Regions from separate parts of the Homo sapiens genome. Here all the other regions are linked to region 2. Evidence: chromatin contacts called from ENCODE Hi-C or POLR2A ChIA-PET data. All regions are on one chromosome and are shown on one strand. Each heading gives the region's core, a stretch centred on a gene start or an enhancer-like site at or near the end of the contact. The rest is flanking DNA. Distances are from core to core; before and after follow the strand shown. Region 1 overlaps KCNAB1 (potassium voltage-gated channel subfamily A regulatory beta subunit 1). Region 2 holds the start of GFM1 (G elongation factor mitochondrial 1). Region 3 holds the start of GMPS (guanine monophosphate synthase). Region 4 holds the start of C3orf33 (chromosome 3 open reading frame 33).

Region 1 (3,539 bases), core at 414-2,913, 2.2 Mb before region 2:
ATGCTTAGGATGTTGCCTAGTAACTACTCGAAATTTAGAGCTACCATTTTTGTTATTATTACTGTTTGTATAGTACTGCTGTAATTTTTTTATGCAGGAAATTACCTTGATGCAATTGTAGTCTCCAGGTCTACTACCAGGTTATCCTAGAGGTCTCAAAGAAGAAGGCTAACACAACAAATTAAGATGCATGAGTCACATGGTTTATCAAATCAATTAAAACACATTATGAGAAGAAAGAGGGGAAGAGATAGGGACAGTTAAAATAATTACACTAGAATTCACGCAGGAGAAAGAACCCAGCTACTTAAATCTTGGGACACACAGTGCTCATGTGACCTGTTCTCTCTATCTACCACATTGACCTTCTCCGTGGTGTGATTATATAGGTCAAATCTGAGGTTTCAGCAAGGGGCTCAGCAAGGAAAAGATGCCCGGGTCAGTAGTATACTTGGAAAGACACAGGGACAAGCCCACCTGGCCATGACCTGTAGCTCATCATTTGGCCTGATGAACAGCTAAGGACTATTTGCATTCCTTGCACAGAGGATTTCTGTGGCTAGAATGGGGGTCACCAATGGGTGGCTGACTGAAGACTTAAGTTCTCATATTTTATGTATTTATATTTAGTATATTTCAAATGTTTGATGTCGTATGCATATGGATATGTTGTCAATATCACCTCTTTCCATTCCTCCCTCCTATCTGTGTTCAGCATGCACATTCTCTACTTTGTTGATGGCCACTATGACTCAGGGGTTACTAATCCACTTAGTTTTACCATGCTCATCATATAAATTCTGCCTATGTCTCACAAGCTACTTGCATCTCCACCCAGTTTCATTTATCCTCTTTCTTTGTTTCACTTTCTTTCTTGAGCAGAACTGAATAATCTTAAGTCATACAGCAAAGGCACATTACAGAGTTCACCACTCTCAGTTGTTGACATGTTGCCTCAGGTCCGGCAAATCTTCCAGGCCTGTTGAAAAATTTCCAGCATTAACAAGAGGCCCACAAAGTTCTGACTGTGGATCATTCTGATATGCATCTATAAGAACAGAGCCCCTGGTTAACAAATGATCTTTTCCAACTGGGTTCCATAGAAAGAACAAGAGCTTTAGAGAAATTACCTTTACTAGAACTACTGAGAAGTTAACAATTGCCAAGGCTGCAGAAAATATGTGAAGAGCTGGCTTTAAAGAAAACTATACTCCAGAAAAACAATTGTACTCATCTGGTGTTGTATTTTCCGCTTTCTTTGGAAATCAGTGATTCCCAACCTTATTCCATAAAGTCCTGGTTTGAAGGGAAGATTCTAAAGAAGGATATGCTTATATGCTATGCAGTTTACTTCCTCTATTTTCTCTCCTCCCTCCCCCACCTTTTTTTTCTTTCATGACATCTTTACTCAACAGCGAAGGCAGAAGAGATTCAATCTGTATCATTCAGTAAGTTAAAAAAGGAAAAACAAGGTGGGCCAAATGTTTGGGAGACTATTGTACCTTCTCACAACAAGTCTGTGGACTTCACCAAGCTCCAAAAGGATGCTTTTTTCTTCTTCTTCTTTTTCCCTTAAGTTGTTTTTAGTTAAGAAAAAAGAGAGAGAGAGAGGGAGAACAGAGAGTGCTTCTGCTCACCCCAGCTGTCAGGTGAAAAACAGAGCTGCTTAGTATTCTGGGGCTGTGGGTTTATGACTCATGTGCACTTCCTTCTGTGAGTTGTCATTTCTCTGAGAGATATTTGGAGTTGTGACAAAATTTAACTCCATATTCTGAGGGGATGTTGACTGGATCTCAGGAGAATTCATTTCTGTAAGTTCCTCGATCTGCTGCAGCAGATCTGCAGTGACATGCAGAGGACTTGGAGACTAACATGACTTAGCAGCAACACACTCTGAGGGTTTACTGGCATGCTGATTGAATGCAGTGAGCAGAGCCACCTGTGTCAGGGTAATCGAAAATTCTCAGACAGCCGGGGATAAACAAATACCCTCGAGTCTCTCTCTTACTTTCTGTACAAAAGGAAGTATTAATAATGAGAGTAAGTGGTTTTGTTAACCCCCCTCCTGAATATTTAATATGTGTCCTAAAAAAATATGAGGTCTGCAATCAGAAGGTGAGGGCGTTAGTCTTAGGTATATAAACTTGGCTGAGTTGCTCAGACCTTCAGCTTCTCAGTTTTTCATTTGTAAAATGGGAAGAATAAAAATATTCTAGCTATTTCCAAGATTGTTGTGAAGACAAAATGAGATAAGTGGAAACATGTTATAAATTGTAATTGTCCTGCACAAATATTTTGAGGTTGTTGTTGTTACATATGTTTACACTTTTAGGAATATATAAACCTTGGAAGATGTAATAATCAAAGTTTCAGCCAGACACCAAGAAACAATTGAAATGACATTTTAGAGTGAGATGCCAGTTCTCCATTTGTACTTTCAAATGAAGTGTGCAAGAGCTTGTTCCATAGCTCTTTCTTCCCCCAACTTTTTATTTTGAGAAATTAAAAACTTATAGAAATGGTGAAAGAATAAACACCCAATACTCTTCACCTACATTTACCAAATTGTGCCACATTTTGCCTTTGTTTTTCCCTCTCTTGTTCTTTGCCATTGTGACATTTCATTCATAAATATTTTCTCCAGTATCTCCTGAGAATAAGGCATTCTTCTATATGACCATAACACAATCATCATACTCAAGAATATTCAAGCCATATTCAAATTTTCTAAAATGTCCTTTATAGGATTTATTTGTTTTGCTTTTTTGGGGGGGGCATGAATCCTGCAGTACATTTAATTGTCATGACTGTTAAATTTTTTTATTTTATTCTATTTTAGATTCGGGGGTACATGTGCAGGTTTGTTACATGGGTATATTACATAATGCTGAGCTTTGGGCTTCTAGTGAACTGATCACCCAAATAGTGAACATTGTACCCAATAGGGAGTTTCTTAAGACTCACCACCCTGCCACCCTCCCCTCTTTTGGAGTCCCCATTGTCTAGTATTTCCATCTTCATGTCCTTGTGTAGCCCTTGTTTAGTTCCCCCTTACAAGTGAGAACATGACGTATTTGATTTTCTGATTCTATTTCACTTAGAATAATAGCCTCCAGCTCCGCCCATGTTGCTGCAAAGGACATGATTTCATTCTTTTTTCTGTCTGCATACTATTCCATAGTATTTTCCACACTGTTTTCCGAGGGCCCAGGAGGGTTGCTGCATCCCATTGCTGGTCCTGTTCAGGTTGATCACTCGATTCAAGTGATGTCTGCCAGGTTTCTCCCCTGTGACAGTACCTCTTTAACTTTATAACTAATAAATAACCTAGAATGTGATTATTTGAGACTATGTGAATAGCCTGTCCCCCACAACCTTGTTTTAGCACCCACCAAGGATCCCTGCCTGTGTCCGCTTTTATAAGGAGGGCTGTGAGACGGTGCTTTCCTGATTCCATCAGCTCCTCTTTCTTTAGGAGTTGGTTTTCTTCTACAAAGAGAAGCTTTCCCTTCTGCTCTTACCCTACTCTCTGTTCAGTG
Region 2 (3,526 bases), core at 254-2,753:
GCTACCAGTCTGATTATTTGCCAGAGGGGACCAGTCAGAGGTACTTTCCATTTTTTCATCTGCAATGCAGTGCATTGGGAGTAGCCTCCGATCCTTTTGTTACTTGGGCATGGAGAGGTGGGGTTTTCCTTTTGGTTCAGCTCTAGGAAGTCAGCAGGGCCTTCGGTTCCCTGTCTCTAGACCCTGTTCTCCTGCCTCACCCATAAAGGGAATTCCCTAGAGATACTAAAGGCTGTCTGTCTCTCTTCTGAGCAGCCCACTCTGCCTCTCAGAGTGTACTTTTGGTTTACAATAAACTTTTTTGCCTACTCTTACTTTGTACTTGCTTTCAAATTCTTTTGTGTGGTGAAGTCAAGCACCTGAACCGGCCCACTGACAACAGCAAGGATAGAAGCAGTGAGATCGGTTACAAGGCTATTACAATAGTTCCCTCCAGAAACGGCAGTACTGAGAGGTGGGGAGAAGTAAGTTCTGGATTTTCTTTTTTTTTTTTTTTTTTTGAGACTCGCTCTGTCACCCAGGGTGGAGTGCAGTGGCGTGATCTCGGCTCACTGCAAGCTCCGCCTCCTGGGTTCACACCATTCTCCTGCCTCAGCCTCCCGAGTAGCTGGGACTACAGGCGCCCGCCACCGCGCCCGGCTAATTTTTTTTTGTATTTTTAGTAGAGACGGGGTTTCACTGTGTTAGCCAGGATGGTCTCCATCTCATGACCTCGTGATCTGCCCGCCTCGGCCTTCCAAAGTGCTGGGACTACAGGTGTGAGCCACCGCGTCCGGCCCTGGATGTCTTTTTGAAAGTAGAGCTTACAGGATATGCTGACTGATTAGACCGGAGATGTCACAGCATGGTGTCAAAGCGACTAATATTTTTGGCTAGAATCACTAAAGTTTACATTTATGAGATGGATAAGACTGTGGAAGGTTTGGGGAAGAAGATCCGAAGCTCAGTTTTGGACCTGTTAGGTTCAACATGCCTCTTAACACATCCAAGCAGAATGGTCAAGGATGCAGTCTTCCACATGGACAGGACATGAAATGTCTGACATCGAACAATAACAAATAACATTTTGACATGAGGAAAAGTATTTGTAATTGTAATTGATAGTTCATTCACTATAATTTGTCCACGTTCTTTTTCAGGCCATGTCATATATATACCTATTAATATTTGTAATAGACAATTTTGCTCTTTTCTACTTAAATTGTTATATACATTTCTCCACATTGCTTTATAGGCCTAACAACCATGTTTAAATTCTGTATCTTCATACAGAGGTAATATTTAAAAAAGAAGACGAAGACAAAAGGACTCCCTTCCCTCACCCATATACCTATGCCGTCTTACTGGGAGCAAACACTTCTTTAGCTCCGCAAAGCGATTGCACTTTCTCTTCCAAGTCGGCAGACGGCGCGCGAGCAGCGTAGGCACTGCTCCGCCTCCAATCCAGTTGCTCTTCTTTCTTTTCCTCACTCTCTTTTTCCTCGCGTCCTTTGCCCCGGAAGTGCTCTTACAACATTGGCTGCCGGCGTGACTTTGACCGCTTCCCGGTGCGTTACCGGCAGCTGAACCCACCCGGCGCCACGGGACTTTGACGCGTGCTCTGCGCTTGCCATGAGACTCCTGGGAGCTGCAGCCGTCGCGGCTCTGGGGCGCGGAAGGGCCCCCGCCTCCCTAGGCTGGCAGAGGAAGCAGGTACCGGAGCATAGAGAGGCTAAATCGGGACCATTCCCGGAACCTTGTGATCCCTTCTGGGCAATGGAAGGCCGTGACACCCCCTGGGTCCTCATGACTGACAGCTCCGAATACTGGCAGTCGCTCGTCAGTGCTGAAAAGCACCTCGGTGCCTGCACATTAGCTCGTTAGCTCGTTTGTTTCGCTCTCTGGTATCCCTAGGGTTTAATCAACTAAAAGTGTCTGTCACTCAGATACTTTGATATTTTATCCACCTTTTCTAAGGTTTTTTTTTTTTTTTTTTGCCTCTCTTTTCCCGTGAATAATTGTGCATTTTGGATGTGCAGTCCTATAGGGAAAGGTTTATATTGTATCTTCATTCCATCTAATAGGGATCCCCATCCCCTGCCACCAGAGTAAAGTTAAAACAAGCTTCATGAATTGTTTTTGTTTGGAGGGAATTGGAAATCTTTGGGGGCTGTCTTGGAGCTACTAGCATCACTGCATAGAGCATATAAGTTCTCAAACATATTTGTCATCTGTGAACTACAATAAAGGAGAAAGGGAAAAAAATTAAGTTAAATTTAAGCTAAAATTTGTATTTTCTATTAAAGTATTTTTTGGAGCTGTCTTTGTGATTTTATCTGCCCCAGTGTGTATTTTCAAATCTGCAGTAAAAAGTGTCTCCCATTTTAATTAAATTTAACTTATTCATTAATTAATTTTAAAAGAATACGTCTTTACTGTCTTGTTTTGAAGTCTGTCCTCTGATTACAAGAGTTCCAGGCTTAAAGGTTTCCCCTGGTGCCTTTCTCAAGCTATCTCATATCCAGTGAGATTTCTTGGAGGAATAATGTCCACCATACTCCTTTTAATTGTCTGTTGTTCTCTCTTATAAAAGGTGCATAGAATTGAGCTCTCGTATTTTTTTCAGGTTAATTGGAAGGCCTGCCGATGGTCTTCATCAGGGGTGATTCCTAATGAAAAAATACGAAATATTGGAATCTCAGCTCACATTGATTCTGGGAAAACTACATTAACAGAACGAGTCCTTTACTACACTGGCAGAATTGCAAAGATGCATGAGGTATATATTCACGGTTGATTCCGGATTAATTAGAACCAGATTTTAATTGTTTTGTTGCTATTATTTAATAAAGCTTATAAACCTGAAAGATTAAAACAATGGTAACAGCGGACTTTTGACAGTTAGGCTTATCTGAAAGTTGCTTAAGTTAAGTATCTGTGTTCTGGTTTTATTTTTATTTTTTATAGAAGAGGTCTCACTTTGTTGCTCAGGCTGGTCTCAAACTCTTGGGCTCAAATTATCATCCTGCCTCAGTCTCCCACAGTGCTGGGATTATAGGCATGAGCCACTGCACCTGGCAACTGTTTCCATTTCAGTTAAGATTTCTTTCCTTCTTGGAATGCAGGGACAGAGAAAGTCTGAATTGCTGTGCTTGTGTTTAGGTGAAAGGTAAAGATGGAGTTGGTGCTGTCATGGATTCCATGGAACTAGAGAGACAAAGAGGAATCACTATTCAGTCAGCAGCCACTTACACCATGTGGAAAGATGTCAATATTAACATTATAGATACTCCTGGTGAGTTGGATTCTTGGTTTTATTGCAGCTTCTTTGGCAAAAGCACATTTGGTTCTTTCTCTTACTGTGACCCAATTAGTTTTTGATTGTCAAATACTCAAAAGTGTAACACTGAATTCCTATTAAAGAAGACTAACTTAGGACCTAGAGCACTTCATCCTTATGTAGTTTTCTTGAAAATTTGTGCAAGTAAATTGTGAGTAGGCAGATTCTTGCCTTTTACATATTCTAGCTGATTCTAAAGGTGCCTGT
Region 3 (3,248 bases), core at 507-3,006, 2.8 Mb before region 2:
CAGGATCCTATATTGTGTGCATGCCAACATTCTTAGCCATTAAGCACAGGTGACCACTAGAATTTATTTATTTATTTGTTTATTTTGAGATGGAGTTTCGCTGTTGTCACCCAGGCTGGTGTGCAATGGCATGATCTTGGCTCCCTGCAACCTCCACCTCCCGGGTTCAAGCGATTCTCCTGCCTCAGCCTCCCGAGTAGCTGGGATTATAGGCGCATGCCACCACGCCTGGCTAATTTTTGTATTTTTAGTAGAGACAGGTTTCATGATGTTGGCCAGCCTGTTCTGGAACTCTGACCTCAGGTAATCCACCCGCCTAGGCCTCCCAAAGTGCTGGGATTACAGGTGTGAGCCACCACGCCCAGCCTAGAATATATTTAAACTAAGCATTGTTTAAGATAGATGGGACTTAGCCAATCCTTAATGCCAGTATATCACATCACATTCCACTCCATTAGGGGTGGATGTTTATGTAAGTTGAGGTTCTCCTATTGGTTACTGCACTCTTCTTTAGATTGTGCATACAGACCTACCCAGAGAAGCCAGTATCCATGGCTTTGGAGAGTTCAAATATTCAATTTTCCGTTCAAAAAAAGGTAAGCGAAATACTTAAGTCTCAGGCCCACTAGGACCTTAAGCCTTTCGTTTTTGTAAATATTTCACTAATAAACTGTCTACACTTTCCCAGATTGGGCAGGCCTTACATTCTATATATACTGAGAGGCACATTATCTCACTAAGCCTCAATTTCCTCATTTGTAAAAAGGATAAGAACATCAATCCTACCTTACTACTTTCACGGGATTGGTTAAAGTTAGCTTTTAAAGTATTTTCTCACTCTGGCTCCTTAATACCCTAGCTACAGTCTGACACAAGAATGACTGCAGCAAAATGTTGGCTGTATTATAATAAAAATATTTGTGGAAAGGCTTTGTTAGCTGGAAGCCATCTCAAGTATTATTCTTTATACCCCAATCTCGATTTAGGCCTCTAGGTAACCAAATTCAAAGTAACACCTCATCATCATGATGGTTGCCAAGGGGTAGGTGGAGGGACTGCAGCCCCTTCCCCACAAACAATTCCAATAAAAACACTGTTGTGCAAACAGAGCTTCACGACCAGTTCCCTGGGCCAGCTGCTCACCAGATTACCACTCCCAAACTCCCTTTTCTTTGGAAATACTGCACCTGCTGTATTTGTGGGGAGCTGTATAACTTTTGAAGTATCTAAGTGATCAGTTCCTACAATGACATCCTTGAGATATGGCCACGGAACTTTCCAAAGCAGCCTTGGCCTCCTTCATGTCCAGCAACCTGAGATAAGGCCACGCCACCGGCTAAGAGTTCCGCCAGGGGCCCAGCTCTCAGGAGGCCTCTTCGGTGCCGCCAGCCTCCCGAAGTCATCCAAGGTAGCAGGCAAATCCGGCAGCAGCAAACTAGCTCGGATTCGGCTTCGGTTTTTCTCCTGGCCGGCGCCACAGGCCCCTCCTCCGGGGCGGGCTCCTCGGTGCGAGGGCAGGAGGGGCGGAGCCGGTGGATGCCGCGGGCTCCTCCTCCCAAGGGCGGGCCGCGGGAGACCCGGCCGGCTTTGCCGGCGGGGACCGGGCTGGGGGCGGGGCCGGGCGCCGCGAGCCCCTCCTCTCGAGGGCCGGCCGGTTTGGCGGCGGCTGCGGAGGGTATCTGAGGCTCGGCTGCCAAGCCGAACGGGCTCTGGCTCCTCCCAGTGGCCGGCCGGGGCGGAAGCAGGAGGCGGGGGCAGCGTGCGCGCTGCTGGTCTTCTCTCCCGCGGCGCTGGGGCCCGCGCTCCGCTGCTGTTGCTCCATTCGGCGCTTTTCTGGCGGCTGGCTCCTCTCCGCTGCCGGCTGCTCCTCGACCAGGCCTCCTTCTCAACCTCAGCCCGCGGCGCCGACCCTTCCGGCACCCTCCCGCCCCGTCTCGTACTGTCGCCGTCACCGCCGCGGCTCCGGCCCTGGCCCCGATGGCTCTGTGCAACGGAGACTCCAAGGTCAGCGTGGGGGTCCCTGCAGCACCGCATCCCGGCGGAGGCGAGGCTCCCGGACCGGGGAGCCACCCCGCGAGGCCCTTCCCCACCCCCTTCCCCCAGCCCGTCCGCGCAGCCCTGCGCCCCGGGCAGCCACGCGTCGTAGAGTCCCTGGTCGGGGCCTGTGGCATGTTTTATCTCGGGAGCGGCGATGCTTTGTTGATCTTGTCTGCGTGTCGAGGTCCGGGCGTCGGGGAGGGCATCAGCTCCCCGCGGCCGCGTCGCTGGCCCCCGCCTCCCCCGCGCCGCTGTGGGGCGCAGAGCCCGCGAGCGCGGCGCGAGGGTGGGGGTAGGGCGGCGAGCGGGCTTGTGTGTCTGCGTGTCGGGGTGGGGGCTTCCTCGGCTCCCACCCCGTCCCTCTGGGAGGCTGGGGGCCCGTTGTGGCGATCCCGGGGCCCGCCGAAGGCAGGGCAGGGTCGGGGCCTCCTGTGCGGCGTTGGAGCTGGGCCGGCCTCTGGTCTTCCCGCCACCCCGTTTCCCGCCTGCCCTCGGCGAGGCCCGCTCCATTCCCCCCGCCAGCCTTGGGCTCCGCGGCGGTTAGGCCGGTTCTGGACGAACCCCTCGGAGCTGCACTGTCTTCCCCCTCCCCCAACGCCCCTGCAGGCCCGCGTGAGGGCTGGTGGCCCCAGGGTCGCGCACTCCGTTCTCCCTCCCCGCTTCCTTCTCAGAGAGGAAAGGGTGTGTGTCCAGGTCCCGCCCCCGTCCAGCTTGCTCCCTGTCGAGCTTGCTGGTTTGCGGGGTAACCCGCTTCCCCGCCTTTGGGGTCCCTCCCCGGGACGCGAGCCGTGCCAGCTCGCCCGAGGCCTGGGCAGTCCGGAGTTCCGGAGTGCTGGAAAAGTTGCCGCCTTGACGTACCCGGCGGGGAGAGCACGTTTGACCGCTGCTGCTCATCTCTCCTCCAACTCACTTTTCTTAGACCGTTCCTCTTACTTTCGTCCCGCTTTTGAATTGGGCACCTTCGCTTTCACCTCTGTATTAAAATTTTCATTGGCCTGGAGTTCTTTCTGACCTTCACTAAGTCAGTTTTGCCAGCGGGAAACCGTGCAGTTTTGAATTGCGATTTACTTCATTAAGATACACCTCCTCTGTACGCTGTTGAGGGCCTAGCTTTAGGAAAAAACTTAATTAAATTTCATTCGGGGGGTGGGATTGTATACTTCGAGGTGGATTTGGTGCTCTACGTCAGATAGTAGTGCCTTGTTCAGGCA
Region 4 (3,197 bases), core at 414-2,913, 2.8 Mb before region 2:
ACCTGGCTGTCTTGACTTTTTTACTACCTCACTGTCTGCTTCTTCTTAGTCTTTGCTGACCTCCTCTTTACTCCCCAGATTCTCAATGTTATAATCCCCCAAATTCTAGGGCTTCTTCAGTAGCTTTTCTCACTTGCTCTGAGATGTTATTCAAGCCCACGGCTTTAAATGCTACTTAAGGTTTATGCAGGTCATTCCCAATGTTCTATGTCAGGTTCTGATCTCCCTTCAACACCGGACCCCATATCCAGTTGCCAAGGACAGCATCTACAATTCTGCTTAGAAGTCTAATAATGATCTCCAAATTTGCACATCTCCATGTACGTGTCCAAAAAGTTCTCTAGATTTTCCCCAATAAATCATTTATTCCAACTCCTTCTCCTTATCAGCAACTATTACCAGCCTCCTTGGACCTCTTTCTTTGTACCTCACACCCAAACAATTCATATCACCACAATTCTGTGTCTTAGCCACAACCCTCTCTTGCCTGGTGGCCTAACATGTCCCTCTCTTGCTTCAACTCCAGAGGCTTAGTGCTTCACTTAAAAAAAAAAAAAAAAAAAAAGGCAGGGCACCAGTGGCTGATGCCTACAATCCCAGTGCTTTGGGAGGCCGAGGCGGGCAGATCTCTTGAGACCAGGAGTTCAAGGCCAGCCTGGGCAACACAGGAAGACCTTGCCTCTACAAACAAAAAACAAATTAGCCTGGTGTGGTGACAAGTGCCTGTAGCCCTAGCTACTCGGGAGCCTGAGGTGGGAGGATTGCTTAAGCCCAGGAAGTGGAGACTGCAACGAGACATAATGGTGCCACTGCACTCCAGGCGTGACAGAGGGAGACCCTGTCTCAAAAAAAAGAAATCTATTCGGGAGGCTGAGGTGGGAGATCACTTGAGGCCAGGAGTTGGAGGACAGCCTGGACAACATAGCAAGACTCCCAGTCTCTAACTCTAAAAGAAAGTAGTCGATGGGGTAGCGCACGCAACCTGTGGTTCCAGCTACTCGGGAGGCTGAAGTGGGAGGATCTTTTCGGCCGAAGTGGGTGGAGCAGCAGCAGTGAGCTATGATCGTGCCACTGCACTCCAGCTTGGGCCAGAGAGGAATACCGTGTCCCTAAAAAATAAAATTAAAAATAAATAAAAATTAGAAATGCTCTCTCCCAAGGCGTACAGGACTTCCCTGCTCTTCCTCGGTCTCCTCTCTGGGCCCTCCCCAAATGCTCTAATGGACCAGGTGGCATCCCCGAGCTGGGCTGCGTCTCACCCTTTGAGGTGCCCCCTACAGCCCAGCAAGGATCCAGAACAGTCCTTGTAATAATGAGGCCGAACTGGCCCCCTGGCCCGCCCCCGGCCCTCTGCAGCCCCGCACACACGACACTCGCGATGTCGCCCTCTCGAGCTCATTCCCCCGCAGTTTTCTGTCGCTCCCCGGCCCCGGCGGGATCCACGCCTGAGGCCTCACGTTGTTCTCAGGGTCGCTCTGTGCCGCCCCGCGCCCACCACCCGCCCAGACTGCGTGGCCCCAGTACCCGGACTAGGCGCAGGTGGTCGTCTGCCCACTGCGAGATCCGAGCCACGACGTTGGGCTCCATTCCGTCCTTGTCGGCAGACGGCGAGCCGGTGGCCGCGGGCTGCCCCGCCATGTTCCCGGCCTCCTGCGAGCGGCCCTGAGCTCCTCCGGCTGGCGGCAGGGGGCGCCGCTCACCTCGGGAAGGCGGCGGGGTCCCCTTCCCCGCGGACCGGGGTGGCCCCGCGACCTGCAGTCGCCAGTGGGCGGGCCCCAGATATCAGACGTCTTAACAGTGCCCCAACCGCTTTTATGCAGGGTGATTCCACGATGCAGGAGATCTCTGAGCAGCACTGTGGGGGCTGAAGCATTCCCTATCAAGCTAGTAGGATGATTGTCAGCTGGTGACTTCAATTCACTCAGCTGCAACGTGGTTTTCGCAGGTGCCACACAAGGAAGGAAATTGAAGTAATTCATTCCTTCCACCTGCTCCCAAGGAACAGCATATGCATATTTTTTAACCAAATACGACCTGTCCTTGAAACCTATGCATATTTCTTATATTCAAATTGTGCTTTAAAGTTTTAAGAGCTGCTCTGAAAGCCTAATATCACATGCTCTAAATCTTTGAGCTGTTAGAAAACAGTAGTTAATACATTTTAAATAAAACAAAAATTAGATACAGAGCAGTGCAAATAATATGGTAACATTTATGTAATAAAAATATATATTGAGGCCGGGTGTGGTGGCTCCTGCCTGTAATACCAACACTTTGGGAGGCCGAGGCGGGCGGATTACTTGAGGTCAGGGGTTCGAGACCAGCCTGGCCCACATGGCGAAATTCCGTCTCTACTGAAAATACAAAAATTAGCTGAACCTGGTGGTATGCGCCTATAATCCCAGCTACTCAAGAGGCTGAGGCAGGAGAATCGCTTGAACCTGGGAAGCGGAGGTTGCAGTGAGCCAAGATCGTGCCACTACACTCCAGCCTGGGTAACAGAGCAAGACTCCATCTAAAAAAATAAATAAATACTAAATACTATACAAGAAACTAGTAACAGTGACTACCCCGGGAAACGGAAGGTAGGAAAGGGCAAGAGGTTTCACAATCTGCCACCTCTAATAAACATTTTTCAGTGATAGAAATGTCCTGTAGCTTCATGTGGGTATTGCCTGCATGAAATGTGGCTACTGAAATCAAGGAACTGAATTTTTAACTTTATTAATTTTAATTAATTTAGTCACATATGGCTAGTGGCTATTATATTGGAGAGTGCAATTATACTACTGGAGTTTTTTTTTTTTTTTTACTTTATGCAAATATTACCTTTAAAAGTCAAAACAGACTATGTTGTATTCCTAACAATACATATTATGAGTGGTGGCTTCAAGGAGTGTATTGTCTCTGTGTTATAGCCAATAGAAAGTAAATAACAGCCGGGCGTGGTGGCTTACGCCTGTAATCCCAGCACTTTGGGAGGCTGAGGAGGTTGAATCATGAGATCAGGAGATCGAGACCATCCTGGCTAACACAGTGAAACCCCATCTCTACTAAAAATACAAAAAATTAGCCAGTCGTGGTGGCATGCGCCTGTAGTCCCAGCTACTCAGGAGACTGAGGCAGAAGAATCGCTTGAACCCAGGAGGCAGAGGTTGCAGTGAACCAAGATCGCACCACTGCACTCCAGCCTGGGC

What was found. A loop is a pair of places that touch in the nucleus more often than their neighbours do. ChIA-PET counts read pairs that join two places held with the same protein, here RNA polymerase II (POLR2A). Pooled maps may share reads with other maps.
Region 1: a pooled map shows a loop between it and region 2 (11-fold over the local background). The contact joins the enhancer-like site here to the promoter of GFM1 in region 2. A Hi-C loop is called at or near these places in 6 of 50 pooled maps. POLR2A ChIA-PET finds 5 or more read pairs at or near these places in 2 of 52 experiments (B cell and activated T-cell).
Region 3: a loop to region 2 is called in a map of CD8-positive, alpha-beta T cell, with 10 times the contacts of the local background. The contact joins the promoter of GMPS here to the promoter of GFM1 in region 2. A Hi-C loop is called at or near these places in 3 of 168 maps with a recorded cell type or tissue (CD4-positive, alpha-beta memory T cell, CD8-positive, alpha-beta T cell and naive thymus-derived CD4-positive, alpha-beta T cell) and 7 of 50 pooled maps.
Region 4: a loop to region 2 is called in a pooled map, with 10 times the contacts of the local background. The contact joins the promoter of C3orf33 here to the promoter of GFM1 in region 2. A Hi-C loop is called at or near these places in 4 of 50 pooled maps.

The regions. Positions count from the first base shown.
Region 1 is chr3:156,482,773-156,486,311 of GRCh38, forward strand. The region is part of intron 8 of KCNAB1 (potassium voltage-gated channel subfamily A regulatory beta subunit 1); the gene reads left to right. Among named protein-coding and RNA genes, the nearest start is that of KCNAB1-AS1, 38 kb to the left of the region's middle. RefSeq lists enhancers at 290-1,489, 723-982, 1,013-1,102. Within about 2 kb of position 1,664, at least 16 of the 41 ENCODE cell types and tissues checked have a DNase peak (open chromatin) inside an H3K27ac peak, as active enhancers do; they include B cell, where a contact is called at or near this core.
Region 2 is chr3:158,643,024-158,646,549 of GRCh38, forward strand. It overlaps GFM1 (G elongation factor mitochondrial 1), which reads left to right and starts at 1,504. Exons shown (of 18, transcript NM_024996.7): 1 at 1,504-1,692; 2 at 2,606-2,758; 3 at 3,142-3,274. The coding sequence starts at 1,612.
Region 3 is chr3:155,868,894-155,872,141 of GRCh38, forward strand. It overlaps GMPS (guanine monophosphate synthase), which reads left to right and starts at 1,757. Exons shown (of 16, transcript NM_003875.3): 1 at 1,757-2,004. The coding sequence starts at 1,978. RefSeq lists enhancers at 1,202-1,251, 1,791-2,550 and a silencer at 1,392-2,611.
Region 4 is chr3:155,804,615-155,807,811 of GRCh38, forward strand. It overlaps C3orf33 (chromosome 3 open reading frame 33), which reads right to left and starts at 1,664. Exons shown (of 5, transcript NM_001308229.2): 1 at 1,525-1,664. The coding sequence starts at 1,638. RefSeq lists a silencer at 1,599-1,948.